Linked DNA regions of Mus musculus: region 1 is linked to region 2. A link is a loop called in an ENCODE intact Hi-C map of the cell type or tissue named here. Cell type or tissue: heart. All regions are shown on one strand.

Region 1 (5,000 bases), 120 kb after region 2:
GGAATTCGACGACTGAGGAAGAACAGACTGTGAAGTTGAGGAGGTATGAAAGCATCAAATGACAAGGAGATTTAAACACTACTGGTTTCTGTCTTTCTTAAGAGCCGTCTGGCTGCTCCTGGAGTTTTACTAGCCCTTCATTCAGTACATTTTCTTGAGTACCTGCGATATCCAGGTGCTCTTCTAGACCATTAAATAGAAAACAGTGACTAACACAGTCAATAATCCCTGTCCTAACTGATCTTCCGTTCTACTGGAAGGCACACATGCATCCCATAAATAAAAAGGAAACCAAAAACAGACAGATGCTCAAAGCTTTTGCTAGTGCTGTCACTGAGAGAAACGGGTAGTAGAGATCTCTTGACTGAAGGTGGGGGAGGGGATTTTTGGTTTAGTTATGGTTTTGTTGTTGCTCCCTTAAAAAAAGAAATAATTGAAATATAACTACACTATTCTCTTGTCTTCCCTTCCCCCCCTCCTCCAACTCCTTCCAGGTCCTCCTACATTTCTTCACAAATGTATCAATATACAAATACAACCTGATGAATCCATTTACTCCGGTTTATATGATTTCAGGGCTGACCCTTGCAATTAGATAGTCTATTAGAGGCTGTCTAATAGCCTCATCTGTGGGACAACTAACTCTTCGTCTGTAACCAGTTCTTAGTTTCTTGAAGCTACATAGATCTGGGGTTGGGGTACTGAAGCTAGCTTCCTTTGTTTAGGGTTGGGGCCCCATGAGATTTCCACCTTCAGCACTAGCATGTCTACTGTTATTATCATTATTCAAGTCTTGTTGAGTGCTACAGTTTTCCTGTCACTTCAATATCACAGTAGACTTCCTGGTTCTCTGGCTCTTACAGTCTTTCCACATGCCCCCCCCCCCTTCATTGATGTTTGCTGGGCCTTACTTTTAATAGCTTCTGCAATTCAACCAAGTACAATGGCAATAGACTGTATTTTTTGAGGAGTCTACTGAACTCCCCTCGCCAACAACTGAAAATAGCACTGGAATTTCTGCTACATAGTCTATGCCTTTCAGGAGATGCATTATATTTCTATCTTCATTTTGTTAAGGTTTCAAGGCATCTCCTAGTACCAGCACCATGTGGAAAAACCTCCAAGTACATAGATCTGGGGCCATGGCACTGAGCTCTAAAAGAGTCTAAGACAGACCATATCGCTAACAACTGTCTTTAATTTGTATATTAACATATAGACAGGTTTGAGGATCAGTGGAGCAAATGACTACATAAATTACTCTCTCTAAAATTAAAAGTTCTCTTTTTCGATGCACTCAAATTTTAAGAAATAAAAGAAAGAAAAAAAAGAAGTTTCTTATTTAATTATATATACATACATACACACACAAACACACACATATAAAGTTTTACATTCCACACACTTCCCCTATTTTCCTATTCCACTCCTTCTCTAGTAATTCCATCTCTATCACCCTCTCAAACAATCTATCTTTTTTTAGTATTTTTTATTGAAATGATCTAAATTATGAGCAGAAAATTATTGATGATCACAGGCAGCAAACTTTCATTCTTGTTTTCCCCTCCCTGACATAATAAATTCAAAATGCCATTCTCATGAGAATAATTAGGAGTTGGAGGAGACAAGGTCAGTTGGCTCTGTCAGCTGCCGTTCCTCTAGATAATGGGCATGCTCACAGAATAGCAAAAGAAAAACAGGAATGGAGGCAAGGATAGTCCCGTGGAAGCAAAAAGCTGGTTAGTGACATTTCTTTTCAAACTTTTTGCAACTTATCCACAAAAGTCTGCTTAAGGACAGGAAAAAATAGTTAAGAGTGCAGCTGCAGTTCTGACAATTCCTAGAGGGGAGGCAGCCAGTCTTCTAAATTAAATTCCTTCCCTTTCCTATATCCTCAATTTCCCTTTTCTTTATTCTTCCCTGCTCTCACCAGTTTTTCCCATTTCACTATTTTTCTTCTCCTTCATGTCTTTGTCACGAGTCTGCTGGGTGCTTAAGGAAAAAAAAAAAAAAAAAAGCATCTACCTCCCTAGTATTATTCTGCACAGAATGTTGTTAGGACTTGAACCTAGAAATTCACCTTCACACTAAACCCCAATCTGGGATGGCCAGCGAAGAGTTGGGATGAGTCATATTGTTGTCTTCAGTTAGGGCTCTGGGTTGTGACATTTCTCTGGAACAAGCTGAAGTTTAAATTTCTCACAGCCAGGCTGGCTGAACTCTGGAACTGAGGACTCCGGTTTATCTGTCAGGGCAGACTATTTGCTGCCCTGGATTTCTTTCAAGTCTGACCCTGTTCTGGTGGCTCAGTTGGAGAGAGACTCAGAGTAAACAGCATGTCTCTCCACACCCAGCTGGTCACTAAAATAGGACACCCCTGGGTGGTTTCCCAAAGTATCACGAGGCATGACAGCGCTGTGAACAGAGTTAAGCAAGAGATAAGCTTACTGGAAGGGAAGATGAGGTGGGAAGCAACAGCTTGTCACTTTACAGTCCTCCCATTCACTGTTTACCAAATTTGCCCCCAGATATTTTCTCCCAGTTTCAATCTAAATGCTCTGTATGATCCTATTCCTCCCACCAATGCCACTCATGTAACTGCTCGTTTCCTCAGTTATACCATTTTGACAAGGATTTCTGAGCCATATCTGCCTGCAGGTAGATGGTGCCATTTCTGTCCAGCAAAAGCCTGGGGCAGTGGCTCAGCGTGGTTGAAACACTGATAACAGGCTAATGGGCCATTTCAATCACATTTCTTAAGAGTCCCGATATTGAGAGAAATTTGCTATCAATGATTTAAAACACGTTCATGTTAAATACTTAACTGTGATGCAAATTATAGGAAGCCATTGGTGAAAGGACTGTCTCATGCCGCATGCCCAAGAATTAAGGAAACTGCTGATTTTATATTTCTGATATGAATGTAGCTTTGCACTGCAACTGTGTTGCATGTTACGTACACTCCTTTGGTCTTGAGACAAGAAAAAGAAGGAATCCTAGATGGATCAAGTATATATGTAAATATGCATTGTTTACAATGAAATGGATAGGTGTCTATTATTGGGGGATAGTTCTGGAACTTTGGTTTAACATTAAAGAACTTTCAATTTGAGAAGGGAGATGTGGCTGAGGGTTTAAGAGTGGTTTGCTTCTTGAATTTCATGTGTTTGGCAAGTTGTATCTTATATCTTGGGTATCCTAAGTTTCTGGGCTAATATCCACTTATCAGTGAGTACATATTGTGCGAGTTCCTTTGTGATCAGGTTACTTCACTCAGGATGATACCCTCCAGGTCCATCCATTTGCCTAGGAATTTCATAAATTCATTTTTTAAATAGCTGAGTAGTATTCCATTGTGTAAATGTACCACATTTTCTGTATCCATTCCTCTGTTGAGGGGCATCTGGGTTCTTTCCAGCTTCTGGCTATTATAAACAAGGCTGCTATGAACATATTGGAGCATGTGTCCTTCTTACCGGTTAGGACATTTTCTGGATATATGCCCAGGAGAGGTATTGCGGGATCCTCAGTTAGTACTATGTCCAATTTTCTGAGGAACCGCCAGACTGATTTCCAGAGTGGTTGTACAAGCTTGCAATCCCACCAACAATGGAGGAGTGTTCCCCTTTCTCCACATCCTCGCCAGCATCTGCTGTCACCTGAATTTTTGATCTTAGCCATTCTGACTGGAGTGAAGTGGAATCTCAGTGTTGTTTTGATTTGCATTTCCCTGATGATTAAGGATGTTGAACATTTTTTCAGGTGCTTCTCTGCCATTTGGTATTCCTCAGGTGAAGACCAAAGTGTGGACACTTTACCCTTTCTTAGAAATGGGAACAAAACACCCATGGAAGGAGTTACAGAGACAAAATTTGGAGCTGTGACGAAAGGATGGACCATCTAGTGATTGCCATATGCAGGGATCCATCCCATAATCAGCTTCCAAATGCTGACACCATTGCATACATTAGCAAGATTTTGCTGAAAGGACCCAGATATAGCTCTCTCTTGTGAGACTATGCCGGGGCCTAGCAAACACAGAAGTGGATGATCACAGTCAGCTATTGGATGGGTCACACGGCCCCCAATGGAGGAGCTAGAGAAATTACCCAAGGAGCTAAAGGGAACTGCAACCCTATAGGTGGAACAACAATATGAACTAACCAGTACCCGGGAGCTCTTGTCTTTAGCTGCATATGTATCAAAAGATGGCGTAGTTGGCCATCACTGCAAAGAGAGGCCCATTGGACTTGCAAACTTTATATGCCCCAGTACAGGGGAACGCCAGGGCCAAAAAGGGGAAGTGGGTGGGTAGGGGATTGGGGGGTGGGTATGGGGGACCTTTGGGATAGCATTGAAAATGTAAACGAGGAAAATACCTAATTAAAAAAAAGAGTGGTTTGCTGTTCTTCTAGAGGACACAAGTTCAGTTCCTAGAACCTATATGAGACAGCTCACAACCACCTGTAACTTTAGGTCCAAAGTAGTCTAAGGTCAATTTCTGGCCTCTCATGGCACCTGCACACATAATAGCCACAACCTCACATGTAAATAATTAAAAATAGATTTTTAAAGAACTACAAAGTAAAGTTTTGTGCAGATGGAGTGGGCTGTCAATGACCACATTAAGGAATTGGTAATGGTCAAAGGGTCGTAATAGCTTAGTAACCCTGGAATGATGAATCCAAAAAATTACTGTAAATACTCTGGAAGTACTTTCAGGTCTATAAAATAGAAATTTCAGACAGAGACTTTTATTAGCTTTCATTGCTGCAGTGAAATACCTAGAGATGGGAAGTTCATTTACTGCATATTTTCATTTTTTTGCTATTATTTAATTCTTTTATACAGTGCAGTCTTCATCCCTTTCCTAGTCCACACTCCCTGACTGCTCCCTATCCCGTACCTCCTCCCCCCATCTGTAAGAGGATGTCCATATCCCCACCCCTACCCCACGAGACCTCCCCACTCCCTGGGGCCTGAAGTCTCTCAAGGGTTAG
Region 2 (5,000 bases):
GAAATGCATGACTTTCATAATCTTTAGAAATAATAACAATGTTCTTAACTTGATAACTTTAAAAAATAGACTTAATAGTTCTCATCCAATATTAATAAAATAATCAGTCAGAAACATATTTAACACAATTAAGACTGTACATGTAAACATATATTATTATATAATTTATATATAATATAATTTATATTGATTATATTTATATATTTTATAATTTATATTGAGTACACACACACACACACACACACACACATATATATATATATATATATTATATATATATATATATATTGCCCTGTGTGAAATGAAATACATGTCTCTTATCCATAAAGCACTACAGAAAAGAAAAAGGAAGGGAACACAGACACAATCTAATTTGTTTTTCAATTATGACTAAGTCAACTGCCCAGATGTCAAATAGCCCTCTTATAATTGCATGTCAAATAGCCCTCTTAGAATTGCCCTGTAGCCAACGTGTAAAGCTTAAAAGAAAGTTTAGAACCTGGCAGAGAACAACTGCCAAAATGCCAGAGTCCCTTTTTCCTGGCAGCACTGATGGAACCCATAATAGCAAAGAGGGACCACAGTCCTGTCAATAACCAACAGTGAGGGAACAAGAGCTGTACAGTACTTGTCTAGGCATGATGGAACGCTTGCTATTTCTAAATGCTCTGCTTTGTCCAAGATTAAATATTTGACTTGAGATTTAATCTTTAAATGTGAAAACACAATCAAGGCAGAGCGAGCTGGGAGAAACACTGAAGAAGGCTGCTATTTAATCATTAAGTGCATTTTCCAAGTGGCAATATCTTTTGAAGAGTTTGATCTTTCTAAGAGCAGTGTTTTGGCTTGAGTTCTTCCAGAAGAGGATTGTACAATTAAGACATGTATTTCTTAGAAAACAACACATAAAGGCCTAATTGGGGGCTACACTGATCATACATGATGAAATTCAAGGTTTTACATATCTAACATGGAGAGAATTATTGTTGTCCAAGAAGCTGACAGAAGAAATTAACTATAAAGAAAGAGAAAGACTATATTAAGACACCAAACCCTGACACTAATGCTGATGCCAAGAAGTGCTTGCTGACAGGAGCCTGGTATAGCTGTCCTGATACTCATAGCCAACCATTGTAGTGAGCCCAGGAACCCCAATGGAGGCGTTAGGGGAAAGACTGAAGGAGCTGAAGGGGATTGCTATCCCATAGGAAGAACAACAATAGCAACTAAGAGGCCCCCTACCCCACCCCAGATATCTCCCATGGACTAAACTAACCAACCCCAGAGTACACATGGAGGGACCCATGGCTCCAGCTCCAGAGGATGACCTTGTTGGACATGGGAAGGGAGGCCCTTGGTCCTGTGAAGGGGAATGCTAGGGTGGGGAGTTGGAAGTGGTTGGGTGGGTAGAGGAACAATGTCTTAGAGGCAAAAGGGGAGGGGAGAAGGGATGGGAGGCTTGTGGAGGGGAGACTGGGAAGGGGGACCAACTTTTGGAATGTAAATAAATAAAATAACCAATGAAAAATCTGAAGTGACCAAAGAAAATACACATTGTATTTAATATTTTAAAAAAAGGCAAGAAAAAAGAAATTGTAAAATGAGAATCGTATGGTTTATCTTAGAACCATAACAGTTGATAGAGTTGATATTGTAACTATTTTAATTCTCTGAAGACAGTCTGTTGCAATTGTATGGCTATGGCATGACTTATTCCTCAACTTTCCTTTATAACTCTTCAAGGGTCTAATAAACATGAATTACCTTTCATGAGAAAGAGGAAGTCAGTAATGTTTGCCCATGCAGAAAGAAGATGCACAGAGCAGTGGATCAAGTTAGCGGTCACCTCTGTGAGTTTGCAGTAAGTGAGAAGAATTTAATTTTCCTCGGTCTTTTCTTTCTTGCTAGCCAGAAGAGTCGGGGGAGGAGAGAACAAGAATAACACATTTCATTTTTCTTTCTTGTGTGATCCAGAGTATGAACTGAAGAAATTGAATGAAACTCTACCAGTCAATTGACCAGGCAATCCACAAAGGTGAACTAGTCATAAATTCCCATGCCTGTGCTGGTTAGTGTGGGGAGTGAAAGAAGCCAATGTCTTAGTCCTTCATAGAGCCAAAACTCTTAAAATGAACTAATTCACATTTTCAGTGACATGAGTGACTAGAAAAGAAAATGTCTTTAGTCTTCACACATGTATGGTGATATGCTTAGGAACAATATCATGATATTTGTAGTTATGGTGAAACAAACTTTGGAAAGAATTTCTTTTTTTTTTTTTACTTTTGGTTGCTTTCTCATAGTTTTGGTTAAGTTGTTTTTATGTTTTATCAGTTGTTTGGTTGATCGACCCAAATTTTTTTTAAAAAGAGGATAAATAATTTAATGCCAAACAAAGTTAAAATAACAATGGAAACAAACAAACAAATGAAATTAAAAAAAAAAACAGAATTTACAACATGCAATATAAATTCTAATCTTATCCCAACCAGGCCACAAGTTGTACCAAAAGCAAATTTTGATATGATTATAGATAATAGTTAATGAGTATTCTTTATGTCAGTGTAGTTCTGGCCATGTATATTTTATGGGGTTTACAGGGAAAAAAATGAATAACATCCTCAAGGAAAGATTTTTACTGTAAACACAGTGGCAGGTTTCACCAGGCTTGTCATTATGATTTATAATTATCATGTCTAGTATTTCCTACAAATGAGTTCTTAGGTACTTGAAAATGATGAGTTATAAGTAGCCAAAACACACCTCCCTCCATCTACTAAAACTGTTAACACTGCCAAGGAAGTATGTACCCTCTCTTTGCAAAATCTGAGTCATCATAAATCCTGAATTGCTATAACCCGAATCTTTGATATGTTAGAAGTGGCAAGGCACATTCAAACTTAATTCATGCTTATTTAAGACAGAATCATGTATGGCAGGCTTAGAAGATTGTGACAGATTAAATGATGAAGTCAAATGGTGGGAAATTAAGGATAAGTAGTTTGACTGAATTTTAAATCCCATTATGCTAATAGACTGGGAATTTGGTCTTGAACAAATCAAGCAAGTCTGCAACCTTTAGCCTACTTCTACATCTTTCCTCTATTTATTTGTCCTGTAAGTAGCACCTTTAAATGCAGAATTTCTACTTACAGGATATCTTAGTAGCACTTATAATACAGTGATATAGGGGAATGCAAGGCTTTTCTTAAAATCTAGAATTATATGATTAGGTAATATTAAAAATTGAAATAAGCTGTCATGAAACTACATTACCGCATCTCAAAATCTAAGTTTCTTACTTCAGAATACAACAATGTTCTGAGTAGGAGGTAGGGGAAGCAGGTGGCCTATTACTAGATCCATTAAACAAGAGATTCATGCATTACATATCCATCTTGAGGCAATTAGGCAGATCAATTTTTTTTTCCTTTACAGCTTCATTCAGAACACTTGGCAATAAAGCAATTATTATGTATTCTAACATTTATCTGATATCAAATGCAATGGTCTCTTCATGCATTAGAAATAAAGTGGACCCACATCTTCTATTTTCACAAAAAATTAAGCACATTTATGGCAAATTAACTATTCTGAGAGAGAAATATAAGAAGAGATACTGTGTTTAAGTGACAAACAGGATAGGTGAAGTAATTTGCTGATTTTATATGGATGAAAATGTTATCTACCAGGTAGAAAAATCAAACATGCTTGCTAATGTGGATTGAGCATGCTTTGTATAAGATGTAATATAAACACTATTTTCTCAAAATTGACACTTCAATATTTATAATATAATTTTTCATTTTATAGATACGAAAACTGAGGCTCAAAGAAGGTACCAAATTTCAGCTCACATAGTGTAAATCTGAAGTCCAGGTACAAATTAACTAGTCTAAGTTGGTTTTAAAAGAATGATGTTAAAGTATTTGTGGATACTAGTGCTTTGAATCAAATTAAAACTGATAAGCTGGGATGTATTGAAGCTCAAACATCATAGTCTAGTTTGATAACTACATTTGACCAAAGGTCAAAATCAGGGTATCAAAGAAAGGAGAACACTGGGGAAAAATCAGGTTCTAAAACCTATTTTAGGCGTAAGAAGTTCAGATCAAGCAAGAGATTCAGTTTGAAATAGAAAGCATTTAGCAGGTACCAAAGTAAGGCATTAATTGGTATGTGAAAAATATATTTTAAAAACTAAGAACCTCTGGGGAAATTATCTTCTAACTAGGAAACTAATTATTGGCAGAGTTTTGAAAGTCTGTGTTAGCTAGGACCCCGTGGTTGAATGAACTATTTCATCATCTTTTATTTCATCTTCATATGAGACATACCTAGTGAACTTTTTAAAATGTCCTGATATTTCAACCATAGTCTACACCTATTACATCAAAACTTATGGGTATCAGAATAAGGCATCAAACAAAATACAATTTCTGTAGCCTGGGTTCCTCTCAGCCTTGCAATTACTGGCATATACAAATACTACCCAGATCTAAAGTTCTCCCAAATATTTTGGTTTTTTTCATGTGGAGATAGAAATGGAGGCCCTATTCATAATACAAAACACTAATATCTAGATGACTGTGCTTTAGTCTTGGCCAAATACCCATTCTGTGCCTGGGCTTCATTGTTAGCTAAGGCATCAATACTTTTCAGTGTTCTCCATTTGTTATAATGTGTAACAAACTTTAGAACCACTTCATTAGAAGCTGGATGATATACTAGTTGGAATGTTTTATCTTTCTATATATAGATATTAAAAATATTCCATTGGGGAAGATGGCTTTGAATCTGTAAGGTAATACTAGTAATACAGTAATGTACACTGTAAGCATATCATTATGCTTCTAAATAACAGTCAATCCTACAGGGCTCCACACTTGATTGATGCAAGGTTTTGAATATACAGATTAGATATTACAATTGATATTATGTAGGTAATTCACCTTGATGAAATAAAATTGGACTTTATGGAGAAAGGTTGATTAAAAAGG

Evidence for each region. Hi-C counts contacts between places; a loop is a spot of excess contacts. Peaks named below come from ENCODE experiments on the same cell type or tissue, not always from the same donor. Only the 100,000 strongest peaks of a DNase experiment are listed, where the experiment ranks them.
Region 1: it touches region 2 in a loop (5-fold over the local background); 2 of 42 quality-filtered maps call a loop at or near these places.

What each region holds. Positions count from the first base shown.
Region 1 is chrX:138,435,494-138,440,493 of GRCm38, reverse strand. All of the region lies in intron 5 of Il1rapl2 (interleukin 1 receptor accessory protein-like 2), which reads right to left. Among named protein-coding and RNA genes, the nearest start is that of Gm23958, 15 kb to the right of the region's middle. In heart, no CTCF peak of the experiment used is centred here; a DNase peak (open chromatin) is centred at 2,373.
Region 2 is chrX:138,559,805-138,564,804 of GRCm38, reverse strand. All of the region lies in intron 6 of Il1rapl2 (interleukin 1 receptor accessory protein-like 2), which reads right to left. Among named protein-coding and RNA genes, the nearest start is that of Gm23958, 140 kb to the right of the region's middle. In heart, no CTCF peak of the experiment used is centred here; no DNase peak of the experiment used is centred here.